Linked DNA regions of Mus musculus: all the other regions are linked to region 7. Evidence: chromatin loops called from intact Hi-C (ENCODE). Cell type or tissue: heart. All regions are shown on one strand. Each heading gives the region's core, and the rest is flanking DNA. Links, peaks and the distances in the headings are about the cores only.

What was found. A loop is a pair of places that touch in the nucleus more often than their neighbours do. Peaks named below come from ENCODE experiments on the same cell type or tissue, not always from the same donor. Only the 100,000 strongest peaks of a DNase experiment are listed, where the experiment ranks them.
Region 1: a loop joins it to region 7, with 5 times the contacts of the local background. A loop is called at or near these places in 35 of 42 quality-filtered maps.
Region 2: a loop joins it to region 7, with 6 times the contacts of the local background. A loop is called at or near these places in 9 of 42 quality-filtered maps.
Region 3: a loop joins it to region 7, with 2.2 times the contacts of the local background. A loop is called at or near these places in 3 of 42 quality-filtered maps.
Region 4: it touches region 7 in a loop (1.9-fold over the local background); 3 of 42 quality-filtered maps call a loop at or near these places.
Region 5: it touches region 7 in a loop (3-fold over the local background); 7 of 42 quality-filtered maps call a loop at or near these places.
Region 6: it touches region 7 in a loop (8-fold over the local background); 36 of 42 quality-filtered maps call a loop at or near these places.

The regions. Positions count from the first base shown.
Region 1 is chr13:98,238,123-98,242,624 of GRCm38, reverse strand. No RefSeq gene overlaps it. Among named protein-coding and RNA genes, the nearest start is that of Utp15, 23 kb to the left of the region's middle. In heart, for the core only: a CTCF peak has its summit at 2,176 (motif pointing right); no DNase peak of the experiment used is centred there; H3K27me3 peaks cover 121 bases.
Region 2 is chr13:98,204,714-98,209,215 of GRCm38, reverse strand. Arhgef28 (Rho guanine nucleotide exchange factor (GEF) 28) reads left to right here and starts at 3,051. Exons shown (of 36, transcript NM_012026.2): 1 at 3,051-3,143. In heart, for the core only: CTCF peaks have their summits at 2,698 and 3,319; DNase peaks (open chromatin) are centred at 2,785 and 3,315; H3K4me3 peaks cover 1,807 bases; H3K27ac peaks cover 1,581 bases; H3K27me3 peaks cover 357 bases.
Region 3 is chr13:98,135,127-98,139,628 of GRCm38, reverse strand. All of the region lies in intron 2 of Arhgef28 (Rho guanine nucleotide exchange factor (GEF) 28), which reads left to right. Among named protein-coding and RNA genes, the nearest start is that of Gm34469, 34 kb to the left of the region's middle. In heart, for the core only: no CTCF peak of the experiment used is centred there; no DNase peak of the experiment used is centred there; H3K27ac peaks cover 1,151 bases.
Region 4 is chr13:98,118,708-98,123,209 of GRCm38, reverse strand. All of the region lies in intron 2 of Arhgef28 (Rho guanine nucleotide exchange factor (GEF) 28), which reads left to right. Among named protein-coding and RNA genes, the nearest start is that of Gm34469, 50 kb to the left of the region's middle. In heart, for the core only: no CTCF peak of the experiment used is centred there; a DNase peak (open chromatin) is centred at 2,629; H3K27ac peaks cover 514 bases.
Region 5 is chr13:97,232,523-97,237,024 of GRCm38, reverse strand. No RefSeq gene overlaps it. Among named protein-coding and RNA genes, the nearest start is that of Enc1, 6.3 kb to the left of the region's middle. In heart, for the core only: CTCF peaks have their summits at 1,801 (motif pointing left) and 3,739 (motif pointing left); a DNase peak (open chromatin) is centred at 1,804; H3K4me3 peaks cover 484 bases; H3K27ac peaks cover 405 bases.
Region 6 is chr13:98,220,613-98,225,114 of GRCm38, reverse strand. No RefSeq gene overlaps it. Among named protein-coding and RNA genes, the nearest start is that of Arhgef28, 17 kb to the right of the region's middle. In heart, for the core only: a CTCF peak has its summit at 1,954 (motif pointing right); no DNase peak of the experiment used is centred there.
Region 7 is chr13:98,029,202-98,033,703 of GRCm38, reverse strand. Arhgef28 (Rho guanine nucleotide exchange factor (GEF) 28) reads left to right here. Exons shown (of 36, transcript NM_012026.2): 8 at 3,773-3,828; 9 at 4,267-4,327. Among named protein-coding and RNA genes, the nearest start is that of Gm34388, 140 kb to the right of the region's middle. In heart, for the core only: a CTCF peak has its summit at 2,247 (motif pointing left); DNase peaks (open chromatin) are centred at 2,073 and 3,483; H3K4me3 peaks cover 511 bases; H3K27ac peaks cover 602 bases.

The DNA of each region.
Region 1 (4,502 bases), core at 316-4,315, 210 kb before region 7:
AGGGGCACAGAGCTCCCGATTCATATCTTGTATGAGACTGCCGAGCCTCAGAAATACCATGATCTGCTCTCTCCTGCATCATGAAGAACCAGAAAGGTTGGTGTGGACTCCAGACTGAATCTGGAAGAGGGTATGTGCTACAGGGGACTCGAGTCTATTTCTCCACATCTGGGTGCTGGAGAACCAGGGACTTTAATGCCCAGGGAGGAGGATGAGAAACTGCCTTTTCCAGTATCTTTTCTTTCTTTCAAGGCAGATTTTCCTAACTAGGTCAACTGATTGAAATGCGAATGTTTCAGAGAACCCTGCAGACACACCTGTGCTAGTGCTGTACCAGTTATCTGGGTTTCCTTTAGAGCAGTCAGGTTGACATCTCATCTTAAACACAACAGAGCAAGTACCTGTTTCCTATGTATCGAACTGTCAATGGAGCTGGAAAGCTGGTGCACACAAGGATTGATTTAATATAGGGAACTAGGGCTTTCTGACAGCATCAAGGAGTTGGAATGGAGCCACTGCTCAAGAGCACAGCCCCAGAAAGCAGAAGGCCGTGACTTTCACCATCTGCAAGCTAGAGACTAGACCTTGGTTGGCTTAGTCACTGTCACCTCTCAGTTCCCATCTCCTGTCTGTGGACAATAACAAGCAGAAAGCTGGCTTTTCCTTACCCCTGCCTTCCTAGTCAGGTGTCAGCACGCGGTATTAATGTTCTCATAACAAATTACCTAACAAAGGCAAGGGGTCTATTTTAGTCAGTGGTGTAAGGGAACAATCCATCAGGGCAAGGGAGACACAATGGAGAGAGTGTCTCTAGTCATGATAGCAGGAGTGTGAGGAAGATGCTCACACAGGTCCACAGTCAGAAATCACAGAGATGCATGCTGGGGCTCAAATGCCCCGCCCCCTTTGCAATTTAGTCCTGGACTCCAGCCCACGGGATGGTGCAACCACATTCAGGGTGGCTCTTCTCTCCTCTGTTAAACCTCATTAAACAGAGACACGTCTAGAGGCCTCTCTCCCAGGTGATTCCAAGTCCGTACCTGTGATTAACCATCACATCCATCTCATCTAGGAGGCCAGTTTTCATCCGGGACATTATTTGCAAAGGTTTCTGGGAAATGTGGTTTTAAATACGAAGCTCTGCAATTCTGGAGACATTCTAGCATCCAGACAGAGGGTTCAGAAGCCAATAAGTACAATATTCTTCCCCCTGTAGTTGGCACATCTTTAAACACAGTTGTATGTGTTTAGCTCGCTTCTAAACAGATGGGGGCATGCAGCACACAGTTGTGCATTCCAGTTGTGCATTCCAGCTGTGCATTCCAGTTTTCCATTTAGGCTGCACTGAGACTGGGGATACCTCCGTGCCTGTGGCTCTACCCCATTCTTTCCTAGGCTGTGTCCCACATCACTGTACAGCGGTACCACAATCACTGCAACCAGTCCCCTGCAGATGGGCATTCTGACGCCTTTCAGAATTCTACATCTACAATCAATTATAACCTGGATTTCGGGTTTTTGTATGTACAAGCAATTGTACACCTAGCAGTGCTTTCTATAGCTTTGGTACATTTGAAGAGTGAGTATTATCACCATGGATCCTGGAGAACGAGTCTTTTCTCTCACTGCAGGGTCTGTGCCTGGTTACCCCTTGTCCCTGAAGCTCCTTCATCCAAGGAAATATCAGTTTTCCTGAAACACACACACACACTGTTTAATATTTCACAGAGCACTGGGTATCTAGATAGAGCAGGTAATACTGGTATCTAGTTCTGCACACAATGACACTTGGGTGACAGTTTAGGTGATGTGTCCAAAGTCATACACTTAGTTAGTGGCAAATTTGGATTTGAGCTCAAGTCTCCAGTTTAAAAGGTGCACGTTTCCGAGCAGAGCAGTGCACAAAATAATGTTTTGTGTTGTATAAATACAGAGAATGGTCTTGTTCACTTTTGTATTCTTAACTTTTTGCCTAATACATCTCTGGTGCTTACTGACCATGGACTGAGTAAATGGTCACTTGGTGCTGCCTTGCAGAGAAACATTGTATTTAGAGTTTATAATGTAACACGGAGATAGCTTTCATTTCTCGATGAGATCCAACTCAAATAGAAAACCTTTCTGGAAGTTGTTAATCAGGAGACATTGAAATGGTGCCGCAACTCACTATTGGTCCACAAGAGGGCGGTGTTAGAAAAGCGTGAGAAACCGGCCTCTGCGCCTTCTCTGAAGTTCTCAGAAGGAACGCAAACAAGCCTTTTGCTTATTGCTATGCTAACCAAGTAGATTTAAAGAATAGATGTAGTTATTAGTAGATTATAACCAGAAATAGGGAAACAAATCTAACCAAGGCTCTATTTTAAAAGATGAAGCTTCTCAACCACGTGGAATAATGGGAAGAGCATGCGCTGGCTAACCTTGGGAAAGCACAGGCTTGGCTTGCACATCTGCCAGATGGGGCAAACATGGCGTCCCCTGAAGGCTTGCTGGGAGAAAGGCTATGGTGACACAGAAAACACTATGGTGACACAGAAAACGCCACTGTTTTTTCTTTTGGTTTTCTTTTCTTTTTGGTTTATTTGAGTTTCTTCTTAGCTTATCTAATTACTAACATTGGTTCATTTAGGTAAGAATTATGTTCAAGTTTTCTTTTATATATATTATATACTACACACACATATATATATTATATTGGTGTGGGTGTGTATGTGTGTGCGCGTGCATGCACTGTATGTATACTGAGTCATCACAGGTGCTAGGTAAGGACTCTAACACTGAGTTTATTTACCCAGCTCTTAAGGATATTTTCTGAGTAAATGAGGTATACAAAGTGGTAAAATAGGTGTATAACTGACTTGAGATCAACTGAAGTAAGAAGAGAGTACCTGGTATGGTTTGCAGTCTATACAAATGAGAAGAAAGCAAGAGGGTGGTTCCCCCTAGCTCACTGGTGCTACACTAGGAAATTTGATGGCATTTGTCTCTGTTACTTTTCTCAACACTCCTACCTGAGTGAAGGAGTGTACGAGAGTCAGGAAGAACTTATTTTGGCTCGTGATTTCAGAGCGTACACTCTGCCATGGCAGGGAAGGCATAGGGGTCACAGACAGATCTGCCCATGATGGCTGCGGAGTGTGCAGGAGTCGTCACGTCATGACCAGCCAGGACACAGAGACCGTGAGCCTGGAATCGGAGGCAGAGCCTTCAAGACCCACCCAGTGAGCCACTTCCACCAGCTAGGACCCCTACACCAAAAGTTCCATAACCTCATTCTTGGCTTACAGACTCCTCCCAGAGAACTAGCAGCAGTTATGTCATCACATGCCACCGTTGCTACCTGTGCCGCTGCCGGGTGCAGGTGGCCTGGCAGTGTACAAGAGGACGTTTCGCTATCCCAGCCCCTCTCCCCTCCCCTCACCTCTCCTCTCCCCTCCTCTCTCTTCCCTCTTTCTTCTCTCCCCCTCCTTCTCACTCTCACTCTTTTTTTCTCTCTCTGTTCCCCACGAGAGCCGGCCTCTCTCTCTTTCTATCCTTTATTCCTGCTTTCTCTGTCCTCGTGGCTCTGTCTGCATCTACCCCTTTTCCCTCCCTTCCCCGACATAAACCTCTCATACCAGGCATGGTTTTTCAGGGGACAGCTTTGCACAGGCCTGCTAGGTACCTGCCGCCTTACCCTTACCTTGCAGCCATCACCACATTATATTTCATGATACTTATAAAGCCGGGTCAGGAGCTGAGGACCAGGTGTCAAAATACATGAGCCTCTGAGGGATGGCCCGGATTCAAACCATAACAATGTTGTCATCTTCAAACATTTATTAATTCAGATTTTCCCTATTCAAATGAATCGTATTAGCTTGGTGTATATGATCGTTTTATTGTCCAAAAGGTTAAGAGCATAAGCTATGCTAATTTAATGAGTTTGGCAAATTCCTATAAATATTGCTGTAAGGCATTGTCTTTTCTACACAATGTTTCGGATTATCACACAAAGCAATGGGTTGTATCATGGTGTCTTCATGCACATGCTGATATCCTTTGTTCCCCTCCCTGCCTCTGTTTCCCCAGTTAGTCCCTGCTTCTTCTATTTGCTTATATTCTGTTTTTTTTTTTTAATAAAATTCCAATTGTTCAATTTTACTACTGAAGACTTGGGAGCCAGATGCTGGGGTGAAAGCCTGCTAGCTCAGGGAGGCAGAGAAAGCACCCAGCTGACCTTCCTCCTCGGCTGATGTCCCAGAAGGAATGCCCTCTCTCACACACACACGCATGCACACACACATGCATGCACACACACAGGCATACACACAGACACATGTGCACACACACATGCATGCAAACACACAAGTGCTACAGCATGTGTGTGGAGGTCAGAGGACAACTTGTGGGAGTTGGTTCACTCCTTCTACCATGTGAATTCTTAGGATTAAGCAACTACTTTAACAAGGCCACATCTACTCTAACAGAGCCACACCATCTAATAGTGCCACTCCCTGGACCAA
Region 2 (4,502 bases), core at 377-4,376, 180 kb before region 7:
TTCTTTTCTCCGTGTTCCCTAACTTCAGATGGAGGAGACGTGAACAACTCAGAACGAGTTTCTCACCGGGAGTCTGATTTCTAAGTGGGTACTAGAGAGATGACTGTGGTGAAGAGCGAGTTCTGCTCTTGCAGGCACACAGAGTTCAGTTTCCAGAATCCACACCAGCTGGCTCACGACCACCTGTAACTGCAGCTCCAGGGGCTATGCAGCCCTCTTCTGACTTCTGCAGGTACTGCATCCCCAAGTGCACAGACAACCCCCCTCCCCAGCCCCATACGGCACACATTCACTCAATTAAAAACTAAATAAATATTTTAAGAAAAGAAATGTTCTAATATTCTGTACTCTAAAATATTGCTAACCACGATTTCACGAGTCCTTGCCATTTTATTCTGCATTCACTGTCAGGCCTTTTTTCTTTCACGGTGATTGCAGACACCAGTCTCATTTTACAGGTAAAGAAATGAAGGCTTAGAGAGATTGGACGTGCCCAAGGTCATCCTATTTCTAATTCTGGGGTTCTCTCCGTTCTCTGACAAACTGGCCACCTTCCCATAGCAAGTTTTCATTTTAGGCAATGAAACATGCTAAGAACAGTGTATTGGTTGGTCATTTTAGACTCATGGCCTATTCCCAGACATGCTCTCAAAATTATTAGTAAAGGAAATAAAGTGTAAGGAAATATTAGGTGGTAGTGGAACTGGAACTAATTTTAACCCACCAATGTTTGCAAATAGTGACCGACAGTTCCCATACTGCATCACTGATTTAAAAAAAATAACTAACATGCAATATTCCCCAGGTGCTCTGGGCCAGGACTGGAGATCACCAGGGAAGCAGCAGTCTTTGTCCTCGAAAGGGCAAATTGAAGACAGAGTAAGAATTTTAATAGTCCTTCGTATGACAGCAAGTATAGGCAGGTGCTGTGCTGTGTGATAAGACAAAGGTCAGAGTGTGGAAGAAGGCATAACAGTGGAGAAGGGACTTAGGGAAGAACCTGTGTCAAATAAAGGCTAAAGATGAATAGAGGTTGGACCTCCAGATGAACTGGGAAACTGCGGAGGACTCATGGGAAAGCTGGGCCGATGCCAGTGGAATTACCCACCTGCTAGCTTCCTGGCTGAATGTTTCTGGTCTGTGACCTAAGAACAGGAGAGCTTGAATTTTAAACACATGCATTTCCAGCCTAGCTCAGTCCCAGTGTGTCCTGAGCGACCTGTATCTGCAGAATAGACAAGCAGATGCAAACGGCTATTTACACAGGGATAGCTTTCTGCCTCAGGCAGTTACTGCTTCTCTCAAGGTTGGCGGAGCATGTGGCTTAGAGTTTGAACCTAGAGAAGTTGAAAGCCAAGTACTTATTTAAATATTGATCACGCTCAGTGCCTGAGAGAGAGCAAGAAAACTGCAGCCGGTGGGATTACATGTCCTCTACAATCATGCTGAGAGCATTAGGGACAGTCTCCCTCCGTTTGCTTCTTTTTCGTGTGGAAGAGAGCCTTGGGCTAATGTCTTACAATACCTGTTCCTCTTCCCACAATTCCTTGCCTCTCTCAAGCTGTATATGACAGAATCAACTAAAGAAGAAGAAGAAGAAGAAGAAGAAGAAGAAGAAGAAGAAGAAGAAGAAAAAGAAACAAAAGAACAACAGCAACAGAGGGATCAACAAAGGCTTCTTTTACAAACTTTTCCGCTAACAGGCTTGAAAACTACTTGTGTGTGGTGTGTTGATTCAGCCAATCTCCAGTTGACTTTTTCACATTGAAAATATTGATGTTCGAGAAAAGTGTTATTGCTTTTATTTTTTATCTTCGGGACTTCGTAGTTCTTCAGTGGAGAACACTCTTCTTTGGGACCTAAGGTTCTGCAGTGTGACATCAGAGGATATGAATACAAGTGTCAATACTGCAAGGCCAATGTCAGGTCCTTTATAAAGAAGGAAGGGCAGCGTTTGCCCTAAGACAGGGCTAAAGACCTCAGACCCTGGGTTTTGTTTTTTTGTTTTTGTTTGATTTGTTTTTTGTTTTTTTGGTTTTTTTTTGCCATCCTGCCATTCTTTAGGCTCTGGTTAAACAGGTATGTTAGGAGGGTGGCCCAGGGCATCTGGCAGTGATGGTTTGGGACGGGCCAACACATCTCTCCTGTCCATGTAGTCGGTCTGTCTTCTTGAGAAAAATAAAGGTAATATTAAAGGAACTTAGAAAAGTAGACGCTTAATTTTATCTTTAAAGCTGGAATAATCATCTTAAGCTTATTTTATAGTAAGCTGTACAATGGCGAGACTTTTCACTCGGGACAACTCAGTGCTAAGTGCCTCAGTGCTTTAAGATCCAAGGGGTCCTTTCACATTGTTAGGTGTTGTAAAAGTGGCTATGGCTTTCTCAAAAACAAACAAACAAATGTTGGTGCCGTTTAGGCACCTGTTTGCATAAACGCATAGGGAATCGAGCCTGCAAAGCTTTGGGCCAGAGGAACCTCCATCATCCTCATGAATTAGAGGGAGTCGGCTGTTTTAAAATAGTACTTCCTATTGTAACAGACCCGGGCACTATTATGTCCCGGGTGTGGTGGCTTTGAGCTGAGGACAACCCGAGCCTCCCTCTGGCCTGGCACGGCTCCCTTTAGGAGCCGACCGGCCAGCTCCTTCCTCCGGCGCCACTAGGGCGTGGAGGCCCCCGGGGCGAGCGGGCGCCGCCGCCGCTAGGGTGCAACCCTGCCCTGGCCCAGCAGGTCCCGCTCCGTGCCCGCCGCCGGAGGAAAGCCGAGGCGACCGGCCGCCGCCCCGCGAAGGGAGGGGGCGGCGGAGCCGCAGCAGCTTCAGGTTTCCTCCTGGAGCTGGTGGCGGGCGCGGCCATGTGATGAGGCGGCGACGAGCCCGGCTGGCCAGAGGTGGGCAGGCGGGGACCAGGGGGCGCAGGGGGTGGCCCCAGCTGTGGGCGCGGCGGGCGGGCGAGCGGGGGTGGGGTGGGGTGGGGGGAGCTGCGGCTCCGCCCCTCGGTGCGGCCAGCGGAGCGGAGGGGCGTGGGCAGCTGGGGACCGGCTTCCCCGCTCCGGGCGACGCTGGCCGGCGGGTCGCCCTCGGCAGGCCTCGGGGACAGCGCCTGGCCAGGGCTCCTGGCGTTCCCGAGCCACAGCTCCAGGTAAAGGCGGATTACGGGAGCCATCCCTCTTGTCTCCCCGCAGCCCTGGGCGAAGTTTGCCCACCGGAGTTCTCAGGGGACAAAGTTTCTCTAGGGTCCCCGAGGACGCAGGGGTCTGCAGAGGTGGTGAAAGGCTGCACTCTGTCGGCTGGGCAGCCCGAGGAATGGGCGCCGCCTCCTGGTACCTGGGGATGGCAACAAGTGCATGGCGCTGCCGGGTCGGAGGCAGCAGCTGTGAAGCGCAAACGGGAGGCAGCGGCCACCCCTCACCCTCTCGGGCAAGCGGGGTGGGAGGGGGCAGAGGGTGACGGAGCTCAACCAAAGCTAGTTGCAAGCGATGGAAATCAGAGGCAGGCGGCTGGAGAAGGGTGAACCTCGAGAGCCTGGTTCTCCTCTTCCCATCTGTGTTTCTGGCCAGCTTCACCTATATGCTTGGTGTGTGTGTGGGATGTACCCCAGACTGCTGGTCAGTCTCAAGTTCAGGACATTTATTTCTTGTGGAAACGTTTGCTGAGTTTATAAAAGCATCTATGGTCATCTTGTTTGGGAGGGGCTTTTAGCATTGGGTGGGAATCCGTGCGCTTGTGCCATGAGTTTCTCTGGAATACTCGGTTGTGGGTGGTAGGGGTCACAGGTGGAGAAGGCGTTCTCGCTTGCTGTGAGCTCTGTGAACGCTGGGTGTTCAGACCACCCAGGAAACCCAGCTCTGGTTTCCCAGACACCAGTTAGGTTTCTAAGGGAGACTACTTTAGGAGCCCACAGAGCCTGCCTATTGGTTGCAGCTGGGTGGGCCCAGGGGAAGGGTAACATCTGTGTTTGCTAGCATCTGACTCCCTGACCCCTGCTCAAGTGCCAGCCTCTACACACTCCAAGTTGTAGAGATTGAGCACTCGATTCTGCACCAAGCAGTCAAGAATTACAGTTATAAAGAACGGACACACTGCTTTTCTGTACTTTGCCCTCTCGTGTTCCTAGACCCTGAAGCTGTCTCAGTAAAATGAAATTCTATTCTCAACAACACAAACAAAATCAAAGGCTTGCCCTAGTTAGGCTCTGTGGAAACCACTTTGAACACGATAATTCAAGCTCTGATAACCTTTCCTGGGAAGCTTTCCATAGCTCTATTTTGAGTTTTTATGTGAATGTTAAAACAAATAGGTGTTTGTCTAATCTTGATGAATAGTAGCGCTAACTCCTTTGGAGTGTTTGAAGGAAGAGAACATTGCAGATGCCTTTTGGAGAGGTTGTAGCATTTCAAAGTGATATTCCGATGCAGACTTTATAGTGATTATGCATAATTATTTTTGATTATAGAACTTGGATAGCATCATACTTGATACTTTGTGGTTTGGGAAACTG
Region 3 (4,502 bases), core at 228-4,227, 110 kb before region 7:
TTTCTGTCTTTTTTCTAATTCTGACCAAGCCATAGAGATCTTTACAACATCTGCAGAGGTGCACCTGTGTCTTTGCTTGTGGAGTCTCGTTGGCTATATCCCTGTCTGACACGTGGTACTACTGATGAGCTTGGAGTCAGCCTAGGAGGGTAGGACCACTTCTCTTCAGGGCAGCATGTTGTACAGCTGGTGTGGCTGGACAGTGGCATCCTCTCAGTAGCTCATTGTCAGTTAAATCTAAGTTAATCTTCTATTCCTGTTGCATGCTATGCTCATATTATAATTTTATTTGAAGTCTCTGTCTTGCTGAGGGACACTGAGTGTTCTGGACTCACTGAATGTCTTAAATGAAGTTGTAACCTAGTGTTCAGAGACCTGATCCGTACCCTAGGTAGCTGAGCTAACTCCTCCTCCTCCTTTGATCTTTCCAATAGCCTGGATCTTCCAGCTTATGCCAGTACCTGGCTGAGTGTACTCTCTAGTCTTAGCCTTCTGTTAGAGGTCTGAGGACAGGTCCCAGGCTGTCTGGTTGGACTGTTTGAGTCCCGGTGCCATTTCCTAGCTCTGAAAGAAGCTTCCTATGAAGCCAGTAAGTGACTTGCTGGCTTTGTTCCGGCATCACCAGGCAGACATCTCTTTCCGGACTCCCACAGAGGCCCACCAACTTCTGGTTCCTGCTGAAGGAAATCCTGTCCTGAGGCCTGCCCTTTCTCTGTCTGTAGTTCTGCATCCCCCACGACTGGCCTCTCATGTCCCTTAATAACCCACATTTCTGACTGGCTTTGCTTGACCACATCATCTGGAATCTTTGAAAGGGCACCAGTCACCCTCAGTTTGCTGATGAGACCCCCTACATGGAGTGACTTGTTTCATGTCAACTCTACTGTCTTGGAATTGTGACTGCATTTGCAAACTGTGCTAATGTATAATATAATATAATCAATAATATAGAAATACACAACTTATAACTTAATATAATTTTAATGTATATTTAAATTAAACATATAATTTAATATAAAAATTATACAAATATATTATATACAAATATGCATAACATAAACATTATATATTATATAAATATATAATATGTATATTTTATAATATAAACATAAAATTATAATATGTAACATATAACATAATATTTTGTGTATTATATATTTGTATATGTATTTTCCATAATATATATTTGTGTAGTACTTAGTGGTGGTGGATAAATTACAGCGACTGCCCCAGTCATTGCTGTCACCAGAACTTCATTTTCTCAGGCACCCAAGGGTGCTGATTGGGCTGTTCTCACCCTGCTGTCTTCCTTGAACTTTCTAGTATGAAAGTGACGGCATTTCCTGGTCCTTAAAGTATCACACTCCTTTCTCTTCTTTTTGTCCACAAGGATAGTGGTAACTGTGTGTCTTGCCTAGACAGATTAATGGAGCTCTACCAGCAGACTCTAGCAAAAGGCTTGACTTAGAAACCCAAGAGAACCCCTCCATTAGCTTCATCTCCATCCAAATTCCAAAGTCCACATGGCTTCTGAGCACAGTGGTGCTTCTGGGCGCTCCTCTCCACCGGCTGCTGGGGAAAGTACACGGGGGTCAGAGTGTTGGGGCTGTGGTGTCTTCTCAAATGTGTGCAGCTATTTCTGGCTTAGAGTGGAACTAGGAGGGTCTTCTCTGGGAGTCAACTTCTGGGCCACACATTCGCTTTATGCAAGTTCTCAGTGAACGCGTGAATGCTTCCTGTGTCCTCACTTAGACACAGTGGCTTGAGCATCTTCCTGCCAGTTGCCAGCTGTTAGGCATCTCTGCCGGAGCTGTTTAAGATGGGCTTGCTTAAATTGGCCTGCTTTAAGGAACTCTTGCTTAAATTGGCTTAAATTGAGCCTTTCCCACTTTTCTTTTCTTGGGCTGCTTTTTAATTTGTTTCTTTCAAAGCTCTTTTCTTTTCACCTGCTGGCTTTCCAGAAAAGTCAAATTCCAAAGTGATGGCATTGTAGCCACAGAGCAAAGAAGACCATGGGTGACTATTTCCGTTTGCCTGGTCAGCAGCCATTTTGCCCATCCTGCAGTGCCTGAAGAGGAGTTTCCATCTTTAAGCTTTCAGGTCTTTAAGAACCATGTGTTCTTAAGTCTACATCACCTGGCTTCCCTATGTGAGTGATCCTCTCGCCATTCTGAGTAATGTTCACCTCTGCATTTTAAATAATTTGAAGTAATTATCTCAGTCTTTATTACATTTAAACATTTTTCCATACGTGTGCACATTTATGTATGTACGTATGGGGGTGGGGCATATGCCACGCATTCATATGGCTACCTCTTCCCATCATGTGGGTTTCCCAATTGGTACTCAGACCATCAGCTGGTACCCGAAATTGGCCTACCAATTTGATTTTTTAACATAAGTTGCCATCTAAGGGGACATTCTATGCCTGATGGTTTAAGTCTCAACAGCGAGAAACTTAGTAGAAGAACTGAGATGTGATCTGATCAAAGTGTTTTGTTTAGGTGTTCTGGAAAGTCAGCTCTTCTGGAAGGCTTACCCTTCCCCACCCCGGAGTGTGCATGGTTTAGAGAAGTTGTCGTAGTGCTTGCTCATCTTGGTAACTTGGTACGGTCTGGCTTTAAGCCTTTTGTTATGATTGAAGCCGATCTTAGAAAGGTCATGCATTCTTTAAGGTGTTCCCCCCCCCCCTCCCCATTAAGTCTTCATTCAGCTCCATGTGCTGTAATATTAGAGAGCTAGAAAAGAAAAAGAGGCTCTGGGCTCTGGCTTACTTAGGAATGGGGAGATGAGAGTGAGAATTCCGGTTAGTGATATGCAGGAAAGCAGCAGAGGGCTGGGGCTTAGAGCCCCGCGTGGCTGTGCTGGAGAACGGCGTGTGTCTCTGCGTGTGTAAGGACTTGTGCACACAGATGTGCTACTAAGTAGTGTGAACCCATGGGTTCACTCTCGGGGAACCGGAAGACAAAGGTCCTGGGAGAGGGCACGAACTTCCAGTATTAGAGGAGCAGCAAAAGATTACTGCTGGTCAATGCTTTGTGAAGGAGACAGCAGGTGACAGGTTCCAGGTGGGCGGTGCTGGGTCAAGAATAGCTGGGGTTATGGGGTAATGCAGAAAGTGTGGGTGCAGGGTCCGCAGAGGATTTGTGTGATCTGATTTAAGATGAGAGTGCTCCACTTGGGGTCCCTGACTTCCTGCCTCTCCCACGTCAGTGTCCCAGAGCTGTGTGTGAGCTGCGCTTCCTGCTCTAGCTGCATGGTTTTCTCCAGAGCCCTCTCTTCTCCCTCTAGGTCAGATCACCCTTCTTCTTCTATTACGTCTCCTCCCTGAACACACCCACGTGTGGCCGGCCTGCCCTGCCCTCTGCTCAGGCCGCCTCTTCTTTTTCCAAGGAGTCTGTTTGCCATTATCCCTCAGTTAGCCAGCCTTCACTTAAAAAACCCAGATGGTGACTGTTTCTTTATAAAAAGCACTTTTCAAGTTTCTCTGTAAAGTAACCCCCTTTCTAGCTTCCTGATTTTTGTTGCCAAGCAACAGTCTCCCAAGTGTCACATGAAAACCACATTTTTCTGAGTCTTCCTCGGTACTTACAGTTGGCACATCCATAGCACCCCGGGGCATTGGGACTGCCCCTTTCTGACCTTGACAATGAACCCAATTCACTTTTGGATTGTTGTTTCAGCCCCTGCAGGGCTTCCGTTTGCTTTGATTTGATTTTTTACCAGGTCTTCGTGCTTCCCCTGGGTTCATCTGTCCCATTGCTGCCATATCTTCTCCTGCTCTGATTAGACACATCCCCTCTATCCTACACGAGGCTGTCTTCAGTCCGTCTCCATCCTCTTATCTCCATGGCTTTACCCAAGTCTCTCTGTCCCACTTCACCATATCCTAATATCTTGTGGTATTCCGTGCACTTCAGTCTTCTGTGAATCTTTGTTGATTGAAGGGAAGCAAACTGCTCCCTGACTTTCTGTAAAGCCATTTGAGGGATGGCTGTGTCTCTTGCGGGGAGGGTCCAGTTGCACAACAGTTGCCGATAAGTCAAGGTGGCTCTTGATTATCCAGTTAGGATGGCAGAGAGCCCCCACACTAGAGGTCCTAGCCATCCTCTGGTTTCTCGGTTTCTCTCAAATGCCCTGTTTGGTTTTATCCCAGGACCTTTGTGTGGCTGCTTCCTTCTGGACTTCTGCTTCCTCTGCGTTTGTGTAACTAAGTTTATCCCATGCAGGCTTCAGCTAAAATGCCATGCCTTCAGTGAAGTCCTGTGCACATACTCCAGGCTTTACATTGTGAAGGAGTTTACCCTTACTTCATTTCATTTCATGTCTCACCCATTAAATGTGAAAGCATCCAAAACATCAGGAGTTAAAATGATTTGGTACATAGATTTCCCACTATTGGCTCATTGCTCAGCACGTAAGTAACACATAGTTCCAATAAGAAGCCTCTCATGTGAAGTGACTGAAACTTATCCTGGGGGTGGGGTACACTTTACAGTCTT
Region 4 (4,502 bases), core at 356-4,355, 90 kb before region 7:
TGCAAACTTGGCCCAGTTTGTATAGAGCTCTTCCTTGTAAGCCAGTGAGAAAAAGTCGAAGCTAGGCATCTGGAAAGGGCAAAGATTTCGGTGAGCTTTCCCCTGAGCTCTCAGCATGCCAGGCACATAGGACAGGAAAGTCTTCACGCAGCAGCTCCTGGGCCAGAGTCATGCTTCCACTGCTCGCCTGCATTCTGGGCTCATTACCCAGGGCATGGGCTGGCTTCCTTTTCCCTTCTCTCTCTCAGGAGGCCAGACTCATTGCCCAAGCAAACCAAAGATCAGTTCCAGCCACTCAGATAGCAATCAGTGGGTTGTACAACACTATAGCTCTCTTCTGATCCTGGATAGCATTACTTTGTGTATTGATTGGCTAAAAATAATTATTTAGATATAAACAAAATGAGCACTGGTAAAAGAGGGGTTTCTTTATTTACCATTTCTTGTAGTATCCCCACATGTAATTATATGCCCTTTCTTATTCATTCGCAAATGGAGGAAATGTAATAACCCTAAAGGAACCAATTAAATTCCCAGGTAGAGAATATATGTTTATTAAAAAATTTGATAATATTGCTGTTATTTTAATTGTGAAAAAATTAACCTTCCTATCGAAGTTTTATCAGGGGCTACACTCATTGCCCAAACAAGCCAACAGATCAGTTCCAGCCACTCATAGACAGCCATTCTCCTGGGACTACTGGCATTTCACATCAGCATTTTAAAGCATTTTTCCCCTTATATCTGCCTCCCCTCTCCCCTTCAACTTCCCCTCTTTCCTCTTGTTTTCTGGCTGCTGACTGCTGTTGAGGGTCCAGGACAAAGGGTCAGATCGCAGTAGAGACAGTTTTCTTACTGACACAACTGAACTTTGCCTCTTGGGAGTCTAGAAGGGTGGGCTCTGCAGGCACAGATTGTGGCGGACAGTGAGCATGAAGAGAGGAAATAGGTTACCAGTGTCTTTCCAGTCTGTTGGCTTCGAGTCTGAACACGTAGAGGTTTCTAGTAGAGGTTTCTCCCAGATGAGGTCATAAGGTATGTGTGAAGCTTACCACTCAGAAAGCTGAAAAAAAAAATGGAAGCATGTCATTTTGGGTGTCAGCCAGGATTGCCCATCGAGAGTGTGTATTGTGTATAAAGTCACCATGGACTTTCCATGGTGAGTCAAATATTCTCTATTTTTGTCTGGAAGGAGGGGATATGGATTAATGTAGAGCTCGGGTGAAAGAAGCCTTGCTCTGATACTCTTCATGAAACATGTTTGCTGTAAGAAGAAGAGGAAGGGAAGGGAATGGGGGAGACAACATGAAAGGCAATGGATGTCTTTAAACAGAAATCATTAGTTCATCAGTTCACTGTGAGGGAAAATGAAGGTAGAGGAGAGGTTGTACTGGCCTTGGATTTTAGCTGTAAATAGGATGGTTTTCCTTGGGAGACTCAGGTCAAGCTGTCTTCCAGAGCTGAAGTGTTTGGCTCCTAAGTATCCTAGTTTCCTCCCAGGGATAAGGAGAGGGGTGGTTAGTAGTTGGCCACGTCAAGTCCACTGGGTCAGCAGTGGGCATGAACTATAATTATCTTTGGGATCAGTTAGTGAGGTGATCAAGGTCATTTGCATAGAAAAGGAAACAAGGGGATTTGAAGGGCAGAGGATTCAGCTTCGAGGTTTGCGTGTTGTGGGATGGTGACTTGGAGATGACAGAGCTCCAGCATCCGTGTTGGGATCACCAAGTTGGATGAAAAAGCTGAAGGTGTGGGAAAAAAAGGTGGTAAAACCAAAGTTAATCGTAAACCCATCATCTCCAAAGTGTGCTGAGCATTGGCAAGTATCCACTGGGGGCTACCTAGCATCAGGCTAGAGTGCCTGGGAAAATCCAAGCTCAGGGGAGACAACAATGCCAGCTAAGACCGTTAAGTGTCTAATGATCCACACCGTGGTGTGGATAGCAACATCTGGGCATACTTCTTTGTTTGTGTGTTTATGATTCCACATGTATGTGTGTTTGTTTAGATAAATGATATGCATTCGATTATTAGATGTGCATGGATCTCCACCTAATATCTTTGCAAATATGTATGTGCATGCCACCTTTGCCCTGATGAAAATTCAGAGCTCCTCTGGCGTGCCCAGGCTCTTTGACTGCCCTTCCCTGTCTTTCTACTCCCCCAAAGTAAACTTTGTTTCAATTTCCATCATCAGAGATTAATTTCATAGAGTAAATATTTGAGCCGAATGTTTTTCTTCATAACAAGCTAGTGTTAAAGGAAAGTAAAGTTTCTCAGACTGTGTGGTGTTTGCATGGAGGGCTTTATTATTGTCCTCCAAGTGGCTGCGCCCTGAGCTTTATTAACTCCTTACGGCTCAGATGGAAAACACTTCTCCCCTTGGGTGAGTCACATCCCGTATTGTAAGCAATAGAACTCGGCGTTAGACAGACCGTGATGTAGATGGGAGAGGGCTGGAAGCCCAGGCTGAGAACAGAGGCAGGAACGAATGGCACAAGGCCCTGCCATTGAAACTGTAGAGTCTGCACAGGCCACAATTGCTCCAGAGCTAGTCCAGTGGCTCTGAGGTGCTTTGCTGACTCCCTCCCATGTGGCTTCCTGCAACTCTTTGTGAATAGTCTCTAAGGACTCAATCTTTGTGTTGTTCTATTCAAATTCACAGCCTGGGAAGGAACAGCTGAGCCTAGGTCACATGACTTCCAGGGAGCAGGGAAGGAAATGTCCATTGTGAGGTAGGGTCTCTCCTGCCACCAAGACCTACTCACTCACAATGGGCGAGTCCCTCCAATAGGAAGGCAGTGTGGATGTCTTTCAGACAAAAGAGAAACAAAAGAAAAACTACCGAAGGCAAAGCTTCACCACGCAATCAGGCTTCTCTTATTCTTGTTATTTTATCACTAGTTCAGGGATGTTTAGAAATGAAGCCTTACTGAAAAGGTGGGTTTCAACTAAAGATCACAGCACATTCTAATACAGTCTAATACACAGTACATTGTATGGCGGATCCCAAGTGCAGCGAGGAACAATAAGCTGTTCTTTGTTTGTTGGAGCCCCTAACAATTAACCCTTAAATGTGGGGCTTTGGATTTTCAAAGAAAGCTGTTCTGATGTTGTCCACAAAGTTAGGCTAACAATGTAAAGAAATTTTACTTTTTCTGTGACTGACAGGTGATGTGCCTGCCAATCAGAGTTCCTCACCATACACTTGAGTGATGCCCCTTACAATATGGGTTGCTTTCAGCTTCATTTTAAGAAAGAGGAGAATCTTGTCTCCTTTAAACTGCATGGTCTTTTGGAATAAAGACCAATCTGAATTTGATTCACTTGCCCTTAGGAAGTTATTTTAGTTACTTTTTTTATTGCTGTGATAAGACGCCACAACCGAGGAGGCAACTTATAAGAGGAAGCATTTAATTGGGCTTAGAGTTTCAGAGGATTAGAATCCACGACTAGCAGGGAAATGACACGGTGGCATAAATATCTAAGAGATTATATCTTAATGTGCCAGTAGGAGGCAGAGAGAGCTAACTCAAAAGTGTGCTTTGAAACCACAAAGCCCACCCCATGACACACCTCCTCCAATAAGGGCCACCTCCTAATCCTTCCCAAACAGTTCCACCAACTGGGCACCAAGAAGTCAAACATGAATTTATGAGGACTATTTTCATGCAAACTACCACAGAAGATAAAAAAATCTCAGGGAGTGATAGGGTTCCCCCCCCCCCTTTAACTGATAAGCGACCATCCACCAAATATCTTTATTTCCTAAATTAATCCTAACCATTAATTTGTTTCCTAAAGTAATAATGAATTACCTGAGAAATACTGCTTTGTGACAATTTCTTCCTCATTAGTTGAAATAATTGTTCCGGAGACGAAGATACCAAGATCTGTAAGTGTAAGTGTTCTAGTCATGTTATAAAACAATGTGTGGCATCTGTGTAGATCTCTCTCTCTCTCTCTCTCTCTCTCTCTCTCTCTCTCTCTCTCTCTCTCTCTCTCTCTCTCTCTCCTTTCATTCTTGACCATGAGCCCATGGCTTTGTGCATGCTAGGCAAACACTCCAACACTGTACCTTATCCTTCTATTTTTGGAGACAGAGTCTTGCTTTGTAGCCCAGGCTGTCTTGGACTTACTATATAAATTAGGCTGCTCTGAAACGTGAGATCTTGTGTGTGACTTCTGCCTCTCTGATGTGATGTAAGGATGCTCCACACACCCAGCATCCACCATATGAATGATATGTAAATAGTTCTTGTATCGCTTAGGGACTAATGACAAGAGGAAAGTCTAGCCATGTTTGTTGCAGACACATTTTCTTTCCAAATACTTTTCATCTGAGGTTTGTTGAGTCTATAGATTCTGAGCTGGCGCATATGGTGAGCTGACCATATTGTCAATGCAGAGACCTGAATTTGAACCAGAGTCCGCCATCCCTTATTACTTTTCTGTGTATGATTTTACACACATTGCACAGCTGTGTGGGCCAAGGTTTGATT
Region 5 (4,502 bases), core at 255-4,254, 800 kb after region 7:
ACCGAAGGAACACCGGCAGGCCTTGAATGTGTTCTCTTATCCCATGGGGACCAGATTATTTTTGGTCTTTTAGTACTAGACATTGAAGTTAGGACCCAGAGCATGCTAAAGTCACACTCTACCCCAAGCTGCGCTCAAAGCTCTTGGAGCATTGGCTTCAGGCTTTCTTGTCAGGAAGGACAGCGACACCTGCTATATGTTCAAACCCACAAGGTCTTCCAGTCTTTTGTCTTTTATTGATGCTGTCTTCCTGTTTTACACTGGAGCCATTGGCCTATTACTGATGATGAAGAAATAATTCTTTTCTGTTACTTTAAAAAAAGAAGCTGATACAAAAAGGATTATTTTTAAAAAACATTCTTTAAAATGAAGCAGCTAGGGAGCTGGAGAGATGGCTCCGTGGCTAAGAGCACTGACTGTTCTTCCAGAGGTTCTGAGTTCAAATCCCAGCAACCACATGGTGGCTCACAACCATCCATAATGAGATCTAATGCCCTCTTCTGGTGTGTCTGAAACAACTACAGTGTAGTTATTTTTAATAAATAAATCTTACAATTTATTGTGAGAAATCTAGCTTTAAAAAAAAATAAATGAAGTGGCTATCCATGTTTAAAAGAAAGCAGCCTAGCCAAAACAGAGCAAAAAACGAGGTACAGGAGCCCCTATTCCCTCCTTCCCTGAGGCTCTTGTAGGGTGGGTATGATATGAGTTCCCTGGCACCTATCAGAATCACACCAGGCGGCCGTAGGGTGTGACCTTACACAGCCTAGGGGAATCTTGAACCATTTCCCCTCCTGTTTTTCATAATCTTTTCAGTGCCCCAAGGCTCCTGGACTAAACTCCTAATTTATTCTAAGTAATTACATTCAAGAATCGACCGTTGTTCCAAGCAATGAAAAATGAAGGTTTTGTTTGGCCTGGATGTTGTGCTTCCAGGGCGGGATGCCAAGTGTCTGAGCAGGTCTCAGCATGAAGAAGGGACCAGAAGAAGGGACCTTTGTGGTCCAAGAACTTGCACTTCTAAATGAATATTTAAATAATTTTATAGCAGGCTGCGAGCACAGACTTTACTCAATGGTACAGCTCAGCCTCAGACAGGAGGTTGTAGTTACTGTAAATCAAATGAAAAGGTAGAGGTGTTGATGAGTGTGTTCTGTTCTCATGAAGTTAAAAGCACAGCCTAAGCAATGATACGAACTCATAGATGTATATATGCGTGTGTATACGTGTATATGTGTTCATATACGTGTGTAACATAAACAGCACCAGCCTCCGTCCAATCATCATAAGATTATTTTCAATATAAAATTAGCTTTACAAAAGTGGACATTTCAAATAGTTAGGCTAGCTTTTCACAGCCACAGCTGTGTGAGAAGTTTTCTTAACAAAGTCTTGTGTTCACTGTGATGGAGAAGACAGCCCAGGCTCCCCCCAAACACCATCAATTCCTTTTACGTTTTTTTCCGGGACACTTCAGATGCTGAAGGAAATGAAGAAAGATCAACATGCATTCTGATTTTTAAATAGTGCTTTTCTAGGTAGAACTTTAATAGATTTCATCTAAATGTATTTTCTTTGACAAGTTTGTCTTTTTTAAATCCCACGTATCAATTTCCACAGTTTAATAAAATTCAATTTGTCACATCCCAAATTTTTAGGTAAAATTTACTACCAACAAAAAACCCTCCTCCTCATACCCACTAGTCATCTAAGACATGCTACAGTCACCCCAACAAAGCCGGGTAAGTGGGTGTGCCTGGGAGCCCAGGAGGGATTAAATAAAGCAAGTGTGCCCTCTGCTGGCTGCAGTGAGGATCAAGTACCAAAGGGTCTGTCAATATTCAAAACCATCCTACAGAAAGGAGAAAAGAGAACGAGCATGCGCGAACGAACACGCTCTACAAATTCTTATGGGTTACTCTGGCCCCCGGGTGTTCAGTGTTTAGATGAGCAAAGGAAACTGTAAGCCGGAATCCTGCCGGTCTGCAGAATGGCCGAGAACATGGCCATCCAGTGACCTTCAGACAAGAGAGCAACGGACAAAACCGGGTCATTTAGCCAGATCCCAGCCAGCCAATCTCCTGCTACTTCTCCTTCAGCGCTAAGTTTACTGTCCTGAGGCCCGGGGACAGGAATCTGTTTGTCTACAGAGGTAGATCTGGGATTAATAACAATGTTGAACCTCTCTCGCTTTTATATCGTGTACAAGCACCGCATTTACCTATCCCCAAAAGGACTAAAATCTCGTGGGGGTGATCCAGAGCTGATGTGGTATTCGCCACACCAGAGTTGAGTTCTTTGTTGTTGTTGTTGTTGTTTGTTTGTTTGTTTTTTCAAGACAGGGTTTCTCTGTGTAGCCCTGTCTGTCCTGGAATTCACTCTGTAGACCAGGCTGGCCTTGAACTCAGAAATCTGCCTGTCTCCGCCTCCCAAGTGCTGGGATTGAAGGCATGTGCCACCACTGCCCTACTCAGAGTTTAGTTCTTAACCACTGACCTGCACTGCCTCCTCTATCTTTCTGTCACTCACGGTGCCTGCTTTCCTGCCCCCTGGAGTGCTAGGTTAGCATCCCATTTCCTTCTATTTTTCTGTCTCTGTCTCTCTATCTCTGTGTGTGTCTCTGTCTCTCTGTCTCTGTCTCTCTCTCTCTCTCTCACACACACACACACACACACACACACACACACACACACACACTGGATTTATAGGAAGAGAAGACATGACATGTTTGATTTACTTTGCCCTATGTTGACAGATCTGATAACAGTGTGACAGACGAGAAGCTGGAATCAATTGACTAAAATTATACTTTTTTTTTTTTAAATCCACTTTACCCTTTCTCCACAGTTAGTTACCAGATCATGTTTTCATTCTGGCACACTGTACCCAGTAGAGATTGGTACCAACTCACAAGCAAAGGCCCGTCTTCATCAAATTGCTCTTTCAAACTTAGTTTAGACAGTTTCTCAGCTGCGGACTGAGGCACCGTTTCCCCTGCTATGATCAAGCCCCAAGTAGTAAGAGAAACATCTTCCCACTTCGATGTCTGCAACCCAAAGGCCCAGGGGAGCTCATGTGTCCTCTTGGAAGAATCTTGAGAGAAAATACAATAGAAAACAAAGGAAGATTTTAACTTCTTGGCTGAACCCAGCAATTGTGACATTATGTTTTAAATCCAACGTACACAGACTATGCAAATGTTTGAAAGCCTTATATTGGACAATGGCTTACAGATGTGAAGGACTTGTCAGTGGGTAGGCACAGGTCCCCAGAGCACAATGCGTTCCACTCCTTGAAGATGCAGGTTGTCTAGAAGCCAACCCACTAGAGGAGTTGTTCCCACACTATCCTTTTAGAGGATCCAGTCCCTATTGGAGCTTCCTTCAAAAAGCAAATGATGTCTACCTGAGCAATGAATCCACAGATAGTCTCTCAGGCTGGAGAATTAGTTATGAGGGGCAGGGCAACACCGGTACAAAAGCAGAAACATAGAACACAGGACCTGTCTGTCAGCCACTGCACTTAAAGTGCTGGAGAGGGAGAAGGGGGTCAAGAGACAGCTGCCTTGCCTCTTGTCTCTCTGAACTGTCAGGTGTGTATATGTAAACATTAAGAATGGAGAGGTGACTAGATAGTTAAGAGCACTTGGTGCTCTTACAGAGGACCAAGATTTGGTTCCCAACACCCGCCAGAAAACTTAAAACCAACTATAACCCCAGTTCAGGGAGATCTGGCGCCCTCTCCTGGATTCTTTGGATAATGTAAAAACTAGGTACACTTCCATACATGCAGGCAAATATTCTTGCCCATAAAATAAAGAATGGAAATGTTCAGCTGGGTGTGGTGGCACATGCCTTTACACCAAGCACTCATGAGTCAGAGGCAGGCAGATCTCTGTAAGTTCAAGGCCAGCCTGGTCTACAGAGTGAGTTCTAGGACAGTCAGGACTACACAGAAAAACCCTGTCTCAAAAAACCCAGACCGGGCTGGTGAGATGGCTCAGTGGGTAAGAGCACCCGACTGCTCTTCCGAAGGTCTGGAGTTCAAATCCCAGCAACCACATGGTGGCTCACAACCATCTGTAACAAGATCTGACGCTCTCTTCTGGAGTGTCTGAAGACAGCTACAGTGTACTTACATATAATAAATAAATTTATCTTTAAAAAAAAAAAAAAAAACAAAACCCCAGACCAAACAGAACAAAACGGTGGAAATGTCAGTTACAAAGATCTGACCTGTCTCATGATGGAGTCCATGCAGGAGCAGCGCCCTCTCTTACACAAGGCTTGGACCTTCTGTACCCATTCCCAAAAAACAGTATGTGTTTCTCTGTCACAGCGTCAAGTAGCTATTACAGAAAGTTTACAGTGTTTTCATACCTTGTAATCCTCAAATCCTTGGAAAGGTAGATATAATTGTGAGTGGGCTCCACTTCACAGCCAAAAACTAAGTTTGAGGAATCCAATGTCTTACATTGGACCACGTATTTGCCAAGAGGATTG
Region 6 (4,502 bases), core at 370-4,369, 190 kb before region 7:
TATGCCATGGATGACTGGGTATCCAGGGGTCTGGGAACCCCATCTTCAGCTTTCCCACATCTCAGACTGTTTTTCCACGCCCAGAGCAGTGCTCATTGCTTTCCTGAAGCCCAGCTCGAGCTGTTGGGATATCCAGGCATTTCTGCCTCCCCAGCAGCCTTACCCTACGGTGGGGCAAACGCACAGAAGTGGGAGAATGGGTCACCACCTTTTACTTCTATTGGGGGAGATGAACTCCAAGATGGGAAGGTTCTAGAGTTAGGAAGCTTGTCTAAGAGAGAGTTCCCGTGATGCACAGATGAGAAGAACCAGCAGAGAGTGAACCAAAGTTCACTTAGTTTACTAAATAAAAACAAAACTAGTGTGAGCCAGGGTTTCCAGGTAGGAACTTAAGCAACTGGCCACAGAAGACACTGGTTCATGGAGTCAAGGGTTACAGGGCGCCACCCCTCACGGGAAGTGCTGTGGACTACAGTTTGTTAGCTGGAAACTAACTCTCTGCTAGTGACTTAAACAGTGGCTTATGACTCACTCGTACACCGACAGAGGTAAATCGTTTCATTGCCGACCATCTGATACTCAAGAAAACAAATTACTTTATCACTCATGAGAACTAAGTCGTTGTTCAAGTTATGCGTGTGATGGCTTCTGAGACGTACAGGTGATTAGCTAGAGGGCACTCCAAAGCTTTGGGAAGTAACAGGCAGTTGGCTGTGCTTGGGCAAATGTCCATTTTTCTTTTTATTTCTAACGGTTTCATACTTGTATACTGTTGTGGGCCGTCTAGCGGCTCTCGAGGAATGGGTATGGCTGAGATGGCAGACTCGAGCTTAAAGAAAAGGAACTGGATGGACAGGAGAAAGAACGGAGCTAAGACAAATCAGACTCTGATCAAAGCTCAACTTTAATGTTGGCAAAGACGCTTTATGAAGAAGAGGGGAGGCCCATTCCCAGCCATGCAAAGTTCCTATGAAGTAGACAGATCAGCCTTTTAGTGGAAACTCACAAAGATCACAGTGCTAACTCAGAGAATCGGTTCGGCCTCAGGCAGGTAGTGGCACATCAAAGGAGAGGGATGAGAAGCAGCACAGCAGGTGGCTCCGCCTAAGTGGAGGATGGTCACAGCCAGCCTTGCTAGTCTGGAAGGAGGTAACAGTATATGGTGCATCACGATCACACTCACCCCTGTTACCCTTTCTTATCCCCCACTCTGGCTGCACCTCTCCAACTTCATGTGTGTTGTGGGTGCAGCTCTTATTCAGGTAGGCATACCAGAGGTGTGCTCTCAATTGCTGAGGCCTTGACATATCTGGGGGGACATTATTTTGCAGCACCCCTCCCTGTTCTTTGGCTCGTATGATCTTTCTGCCTCCTCTTCTGAGGTGTTCTCTAGAATTTAGAGAGGGAAATGGCCATCATTTTGGAGAAACTAACTGGATTTTTTGGTTGTTATTATTTATTATTTATTTTTATTTTATGTGTATGAGTGTTTTGCCTGCATGGAGATATATGCACGGAGGCCAGGAGAGAGTGTTGGAGACTCTGGAACTGGAGTTATAGACAGTTGTAACCTATCATGTGGGTGCTGAGACTCAGACCTGTGTCCTCTGTCAGAGCAGCAGGTGCTTTTGACCTCTGAGGTGTCTCTCCAGCTCAATTGGGGCGTTTCTAAGACTCTCACATGGCTTTGTGACTGCCTTTATTTTTCCTTCACAGAATGCTTAATGTACATATTTCCTTTCTATTGCCTCAAATGTGAGATGCTGAGCTTGGCAGTATTTACAGAAGAGAGAAGAAAAAAGAAAGGAAGGAAGAAAAAAGAGAAAAATCAAACCAAACCAAAACAAGCCCCTCCCCTGCAAAAACAAACAAACAAACAAACAAACAAAACAACAACAACAAACCCCAAACCTTCATTTTAGAGAATCACGCCCACGTGATTCCCCTTTCCTGCCACCAGGGGTCAGATTCGGATGGCCGTGCACCACGGGGCACATGTGGAGGAACAATGGCACTTCCATGCCAATAGAAAAGCAGTTATGTGTCTGGTGTGCGTAAAGGTGATCTCCCACTTGGCACTTGCATCTTGTGGTATGCTGCTTGCTAATGATCTATGTGCTCTGTCATGCAGTCGGCAACACAGGCGCCGAGCCTTCTGAAGCCAAGGGTTTTATATAACGCCTTCCCCGTCCTCTCAGACACTCTCCCTTCAGCTGCTTATACAGCTTATGCTGGGGGCTGTTTCGCAGGTCCTTAAGGATGATGAAAACTTTGAGCCCGAATGGGAACACATCTTTTCCGGGCTCTGCAGCTGGAAAGAAAGAGCACGAGTCTCTCAGGGAGGAAGCAAAGGATCCAAGGAATGAGTCCGCCGTCTTCTGAGACATTGGGTCCATTACAAGACATTATTAGCATCTCCTGGACTTGTGGTAATGGTTAAGTGAGATACGAATTTAGAATTGTGCCAGGTATACATTATGCCTGAATATGAACTGCCATTATCCTGGGTCTAAGGCTAACTAAGTTCACTATGCAGTTCTCTGTAGGACTAGGTGACTAAGAACAAGATCAGGAGCATAGTGTCTTTCTAGATGCTGCTGGCAAAACACGATATTTAGAAGGGAGGACCATTCACACTAGTGTTTCTTAAGGACAGAATTGGAGAGGCACTTAGTAGAATACCTTAGGAGAAGTTTCCCTGGGTGCACCAGAGCTGCTCAATCCATCTCTGAGTGATGATGTGTCTGTCAGGGCTCCAGCTCCCCAGAAAACAGCATTGGCTTTGCTTAACAACAGGTAACAGCTGGGCAGGGGCTTGTGGACAGGGGCAGAGGATCAGAGAAGAAATGAGTCCCTTTGCACGTTGCAGTTCAGTGCTGCAGTAGGTACGTGTCAGGAGGTAGAGAGAGGCAAATGATGACAGCCTGGAGGAAGCCATCAAATGCTTAGGGCTATGCCTGATGTTTAGAGATGTGGCTTAAGCTAGGCAAGCAATGGTCTGAAGAGTTTTTGCAGCAGCCGTGCAAGACACAGAGCCTCATTACTGTGCACAGGTGAACTTCTATAAGGGCAGGACTCATAATAGTACTGGCTAGGCCAAATGCAGCTCTGCTTCTGTTACTAAAAGAAACCATCTCACAGGAATTTGTCAGGAAACCCTTCCCACAAGTCCTCTGGACAGAGCGCACCTTAAGGTATCTTTGCTAGTGTGAATATTAAGCTCTAACATATGAACACAGAAAAGAACAGCAATGGTGTCTCTGGCCCTAGAGTGCCCACAGGGAGAGTCCTGCAATGTCACCTGTCCCTGGGAATGGCATGATTTCTACAGCTTCCCACTTGACTCATAGACACAGTGATGGGGTGGGGGTGGGGGGACATTTACTGGTTTTCATGACAGTCTCTGGAAGAATTCCTAAAAGACTGCCTGGTGGCCTTCTTCGCAGTTTGAAAAGATGCTACATCTCCTATGAGGGTCTCCATGTTAAGGGTGAGAGAAATCCAACTTAGTGAGTTACAGTCACGTCTTTAAAGGAGCAGTGAAACAATACCAGTGCTGCCCAATGGTGGAGTCCAGGCTGCCTTTTAAGCAACCACTTTGGCCCTGCATCTGCAAAAGTATAAATAACTGTCTTAGTCAGGGTTTTACTGCTGTGAACAGACACCATGACCAAGGCAACTCTTATAAAGACAACATTTCATTTGGGCTGGCTTACAGGTTCAGAGATTCAGTCCATTATCATCAAGGTGGGGGGGCATGGCAGCATCCAGGCAGACATGATGCAGCAGGAGCTGAGAGTTCTACATCATCTGAAGACCACTAGGAGAAGACTGGCTTCCAGGCAGCTAGCATGAGGGTCTAAAGCCTACACCCACAAGGCCACACCTATTCCAACAAGGCCACACCTCCCAACAGTGCCACTCCCCGGGCCAAGCATATATAAACCATCACAACAACCAACTAAAACATAGTATGGTTGTTATTGTTATAGCAATGTCTTCAAGGCCGTAGGCACACGGATGGCAAGTCTACACTATACTGTAGATAAGGGCAGCAGAGCGGAGAGGAGAATAACCTCTCTAGAGGACTGTTGAAGGGGTCAGGGTGAGATGGTTCAGCAGGAGAAGGCACCCTGCAGCCAAGCCTGATGACCCTAGTTCGATTCCCAGGACCTACATGGTAGAGGGAGAGAACCAAATCTCCCAAGTTGTCCTCTGACCTCTACATGTTCATGTGGCACCTCCCAAATAAATAAATAAATGAAAACATTTTAAAAAGAGAACTGGAAGGTTGACAGTGGATAAATAGAACAGGATGAATCATCAGTTTCATTCATTCATTCATTCATTCATCATTCATTCATTCATTCATCATTCATTCTTTCATTATGTCTATTGTTGAGCTACATCCCCACCTCCAACTAGCTGCTTCTTAAAATAAGCAACTATTATAGATTTTCTCATGTTAAAAGTTCATTCTTGTATACTTTTACAACTTTATT
Region 7 (4,502 bases), core at 374-4,373:
CAGGTGTTTGAATCAGCAGTTCAATAAAGCGAGCAACTTTGCTTCTCTCTCCGCATGCAGAGGTGGCCTCCCATCGCATGTCATCAGTTGGATGTGCTTGGGGCACCAGATGTAGGTGGGTGGAAGAGAAAAATCTGTTGGTCCCCACCTTGTACGTAACAGGCAGGGGATACAATCACTGGTTCCCAAACCAATTTGGTCCCAGCCCAAAGTGTGATTTCAGAATGCATTCACTGCCCACAAGGAGAAAAGGACTCATTTGTCAGACTGTCCTGGGATGTACTACGAGGCCCCTGCCTCAGCCTCCCCATTGCTGGGATTACAAGCATCTGAAGCACACCCAAGAAGGCACTGAAATATGTGTGAATTAGTGTGTTTCTAGAGGGGTTGTATGGTGAGGATAGGCATCATTAGGGGGCTGTTTTGGCATTTCTTAGGGAGGCAGAGCACACAGACAGTGCCATCAGCTTGCCAGCTATGAGCATGACACTTCCATGCTGGTCTGTGCATGACACTTCTGTCCTGGTCTCAGGTGTGGGGCCAGTAGATAGACGAGTGGGAGACTAGAAGGCTGGTGGACCCCCTGGCTCTGCTGAGAACTTTTCTCTTTCTCCTTTCTTTCTGGAGGGAGGGAGGGTCCTTGTGCTTAAACCTCAGGGCAGTTAAGAGCGTTCTTGCTCACTTTTTGTTGCTTAAGCCTAGACTCTGGATCCATCTTGCAAGAAGATGTAGGAAATCTTGTACAAGGAGACGAGCTTTTCTCCAGGCAAATCTTCTTAATGAGCCACTGATATTAATCTTACAGCTACTTAACCCAGGGGTAGAAATCCTTGTTTGCTGGTGCTGTGTCATTAGTGAACATAAGTACTGGAGATTATCTCTTGTTTTTATTACAGTTTGGCAATATTTAAAAAAAAAACATGTTTATCTAGTTTTCTAAGTCTGATTTAGAGAGGTGATCCTGCCTTCTGGGTGGGCCTTGAAGACAACATGAATAGGCCCTTAAAGCAGAATAGGTAAAGTTACTGATACTATTATCAACCCAAGGTTGCTACAGCAACAAGTAGTTTGCTTGCACTTCGCAAGGAGCCCACTAATTCTGCAGAGACTCCCCTGGAGCAATTTAATTAAGCGTCAGATTCTTTTAAAAGCTTGGAGGTATCCTTCTGGTGAGCTGCTCTAAACTAATGAAAGGTGAGTTGTGAGTTGGAGCCTGAGCATCATCGCAACAGTTAAGAAGTGACTTTAGGGTGAGGAGTTTTATACATTTGAAAGTTCTTTTTAAAGCCAAAAGTAATTATAATGAGAACCTATCGTTTTACTGTGGAGCATAGTGGATTCTAAAAGCCTTTGGCATTTTAGTTGTCTCTGAAACCTTTTACCAAGTAGATATAATATGTCGAGTGCACCCCATGTCTTCCACCCTCTGTCTTCTCACCCTTCCTCCTATCCTACTAGTCTTCTTTGCTCCTAGCTTATTGTTACATATGTACATACATACATACATACATGTATATACACGTATATAAAATCTAGGAACCACAAATGAAAGAAAACACACAACCTTTATCTTTCTAAGACTGGCTTGCCTGGCTTTTTTCACTTAATGTGATTGCCTCCCGCGTCTATTTTTCTACAGCAGTTGTTTTAAAAGGGAGAGAGAGAGAGAGAGAGAGCGAGCCACAGGAGACTAAGAGGGGATGTAGGGATGGAAATGTGCTGAGATCAGGGTCAGCCTTTTTAGGGGGTAGGGCTGAGGGAGAAAGCTGAATGATCCCTTTGATATTGCAAATGATTCCAGGCTACATCCTGTTTTCCAGGGTGTTCAGAATAAATGCCCGCAAGTATGGGGCGCTTTAGAGATACTGTGGCCTGGAGTGGCTTGAAGGGCACAGCACATAGCTAGCAGGATGTAGTTGCACGGCCGTCTTCCTGTCTGGTGCAGATGTGTTCCTGGAATCTTTGGCTCTGTTACCCCCTGCTTTCTGTGGCACGCTGCAGCCATTGTCTCTGCTTGAGGTTTTATTATGTAGGTTTGAGTTTCCAAAGGGACTCCTCAGCAACACCTACGCGGCAAACATCACGGCAGGCGATACACAGTTCTGTGCATCAGTGAAGTGGGCTGGAAAACCTTGCTTTAAGTTTTTGCTTCGGACGTTTGGCACTGAAAAGGCACACCCTACAGGCAAAACCGGCCTGGTTTCACTTGAAACCGGCTGGTCTTCGTGCGAATGTTACTCTTCTGCCACCTGGTGACGAAATTTGGGAATTGCATTTAAAAGCTGGCATTGAGTATAAGCTATCAGGCTGGGTGGCTCTATTCTCCATTGAGAAGAGTTGACATGACCGCATAAAATTGAGCTTTTTATTTTTTTTAATCATGAAACCTAATGTTGCTCATGAGTTTATGATCAATACCAGAGACCACTGTCACCGAGCTTCGCTTGCTTGATGAAAATAAATTCAGTTATTCTTTTAAAAAATCATTTGCTTTTACTTATGTGTATGCTTGTGTGCGGGGTGTGCATAGTGTATGTGTGGGTGCCAGTGGGGGCCAGAAAAGGATGTATAAAGTTATCAACAGTCATGGCTGCTGGGAGCTGAACTCAGATCTTCTGTAAGACCAGCAAGTGCTCTTAGCTGTCCTCATTCTTGCCTCTCCACTTCTTATTTGCATTCTGTCACCCTTATTGTCTGATTTGCCATGGAGAGCTGCCTACAGAAGGGCTTGTACGTTTTCTGTGAAATGTAAATGAAACCTCTGGCAGTACCTAGTACCGAGAGCTTAAATCCATATGGAGGTTTGAGGCAGAAGGCAACTGAAATGAACAGGAGAGGTGAATGAGGCAAGGAATGCCCCGTTTGTGAACTTTCTCTAGAACCACATCAAAAAGGTCATGGATGCTGAGAAGCTGAGGACCAGCAGGGTTGTATATCCCTATAAATGTACGTGAAAGGTTTTCAGCTAATCACCCCTGTCAGCACTTATTCTTTCCAAGGCTAAATGGTTATTTTGACTGTCTTTGAACTTGTTTCTGGGAAACTGAGTATTTGGGAACAGAACCCATCAGTCAAGGGACAGAGAAAATGTCCCCTCACCTGGGTTTCCTGTTCATCACAGAACATCCTGAATATTGTTTCCAGGAAAAGCTTTGCTGGGGCCGGGTGGGGGTAGGGGTGGGACCTGGGGTATCTGAGGCCAGCCACTGCTTAATCAGCCTGGCCAGCTGAGGTCAGTGCTGAGAGCTGTGTGGCGTGCTCCACTTTCAGTGATGCAGAAGGGACCGTTGAGTGTCTCTTAGAACCGATTAGTCGTTTTTTTTCTTTCTTCCACTGACATCTGTGGAATCCAGGGGGAGAGGCAAGTAGGATTCCCTCAGGTGGGTACCAGCCACATCCTCAGCATCTGTAGAGAGGCTTGGGGGAGGGGTGAGCATCCTTCCTTTGCAGTCAAGGACACTGATTTGTTTAAGACACAGCCCTCCTCCCACCCCCTGCCACCCCAGGATTTCCGGTGAGAGCTCCCTGCCTTGTTTACAAAGTAGCATGCACAAATAACCCCAGCGTGTGTACAGTCAGGTGATCACTTCCTTCACTCTCTGGTAGAGCTGCCTGTTACAAAGCCTGATCCAACCCTAGCTGATCCTGTGCAGAGGGTCCTGGGTGACTTGTCACGAATTTTCTTTTTCTGTCTATCTTGCCTGTCTGTCTGTCTGTCTGTCTTTCTTTCTTCCTTTCTTCCTAACTAACTAACGAATTATTTCTTTTGCAGAGGTTAGGAATTTGGAGTCTGGCAGATCACCATCGGAGGAGGAGGAGGATGCAAAGGTAAGGAAACGTGGTCACTTGGCTCATGTTCATAAAAATCCACAAGCAGGCAAGGGTGTGCCCCAAATCCAATTTCTTTTATTAGGATCACAATGGGCTACCTGTTCTGACCAAGCCTAGCCATCTTTCTGAGTTGTCACTGTCATAGGAACAAGATGACCAGCATCCTCCTCCAGGACATACTAGGCTGGAAGCATCTCATGCCCGGATATTTACTGACATTGCTTTCCCTGTGGGCAGCTTTCAGGTGTGTGTGAGCTGAACACACATCCTTTCCTTATTTTTAGCTCTCAGAGCTAATTATAAACACACACGAGTCTCCTGTTTACGTGTGCTTTTATTGGTGTTTTCCAAGAGCGTCACTCTAGCGCACGAGAAACAAACATTAATGTAGCACACATGGGATTTAATGAACTCCCTCACCTGTGTCTGTTTCAGAGCATCAAAAGCCAGGTGGATGGGCCGAGTGAACACGAAGACCAGGACCGCCTACCTCTGGGTATGTTCCAAAACGCCGCATTGCCTGCAGCCAGGGGTGGGTGCTATGGACTGGGCCCATGGTAAACAAAAAGAAAACATGCTAGTATTTCAATACTCTTTCCTGAGAACCTTGCTTGCTTCTCTCAGCCTTCCTAGCTCAATTTTCTTTAATGCTTAATGTATTTTTAACGTAC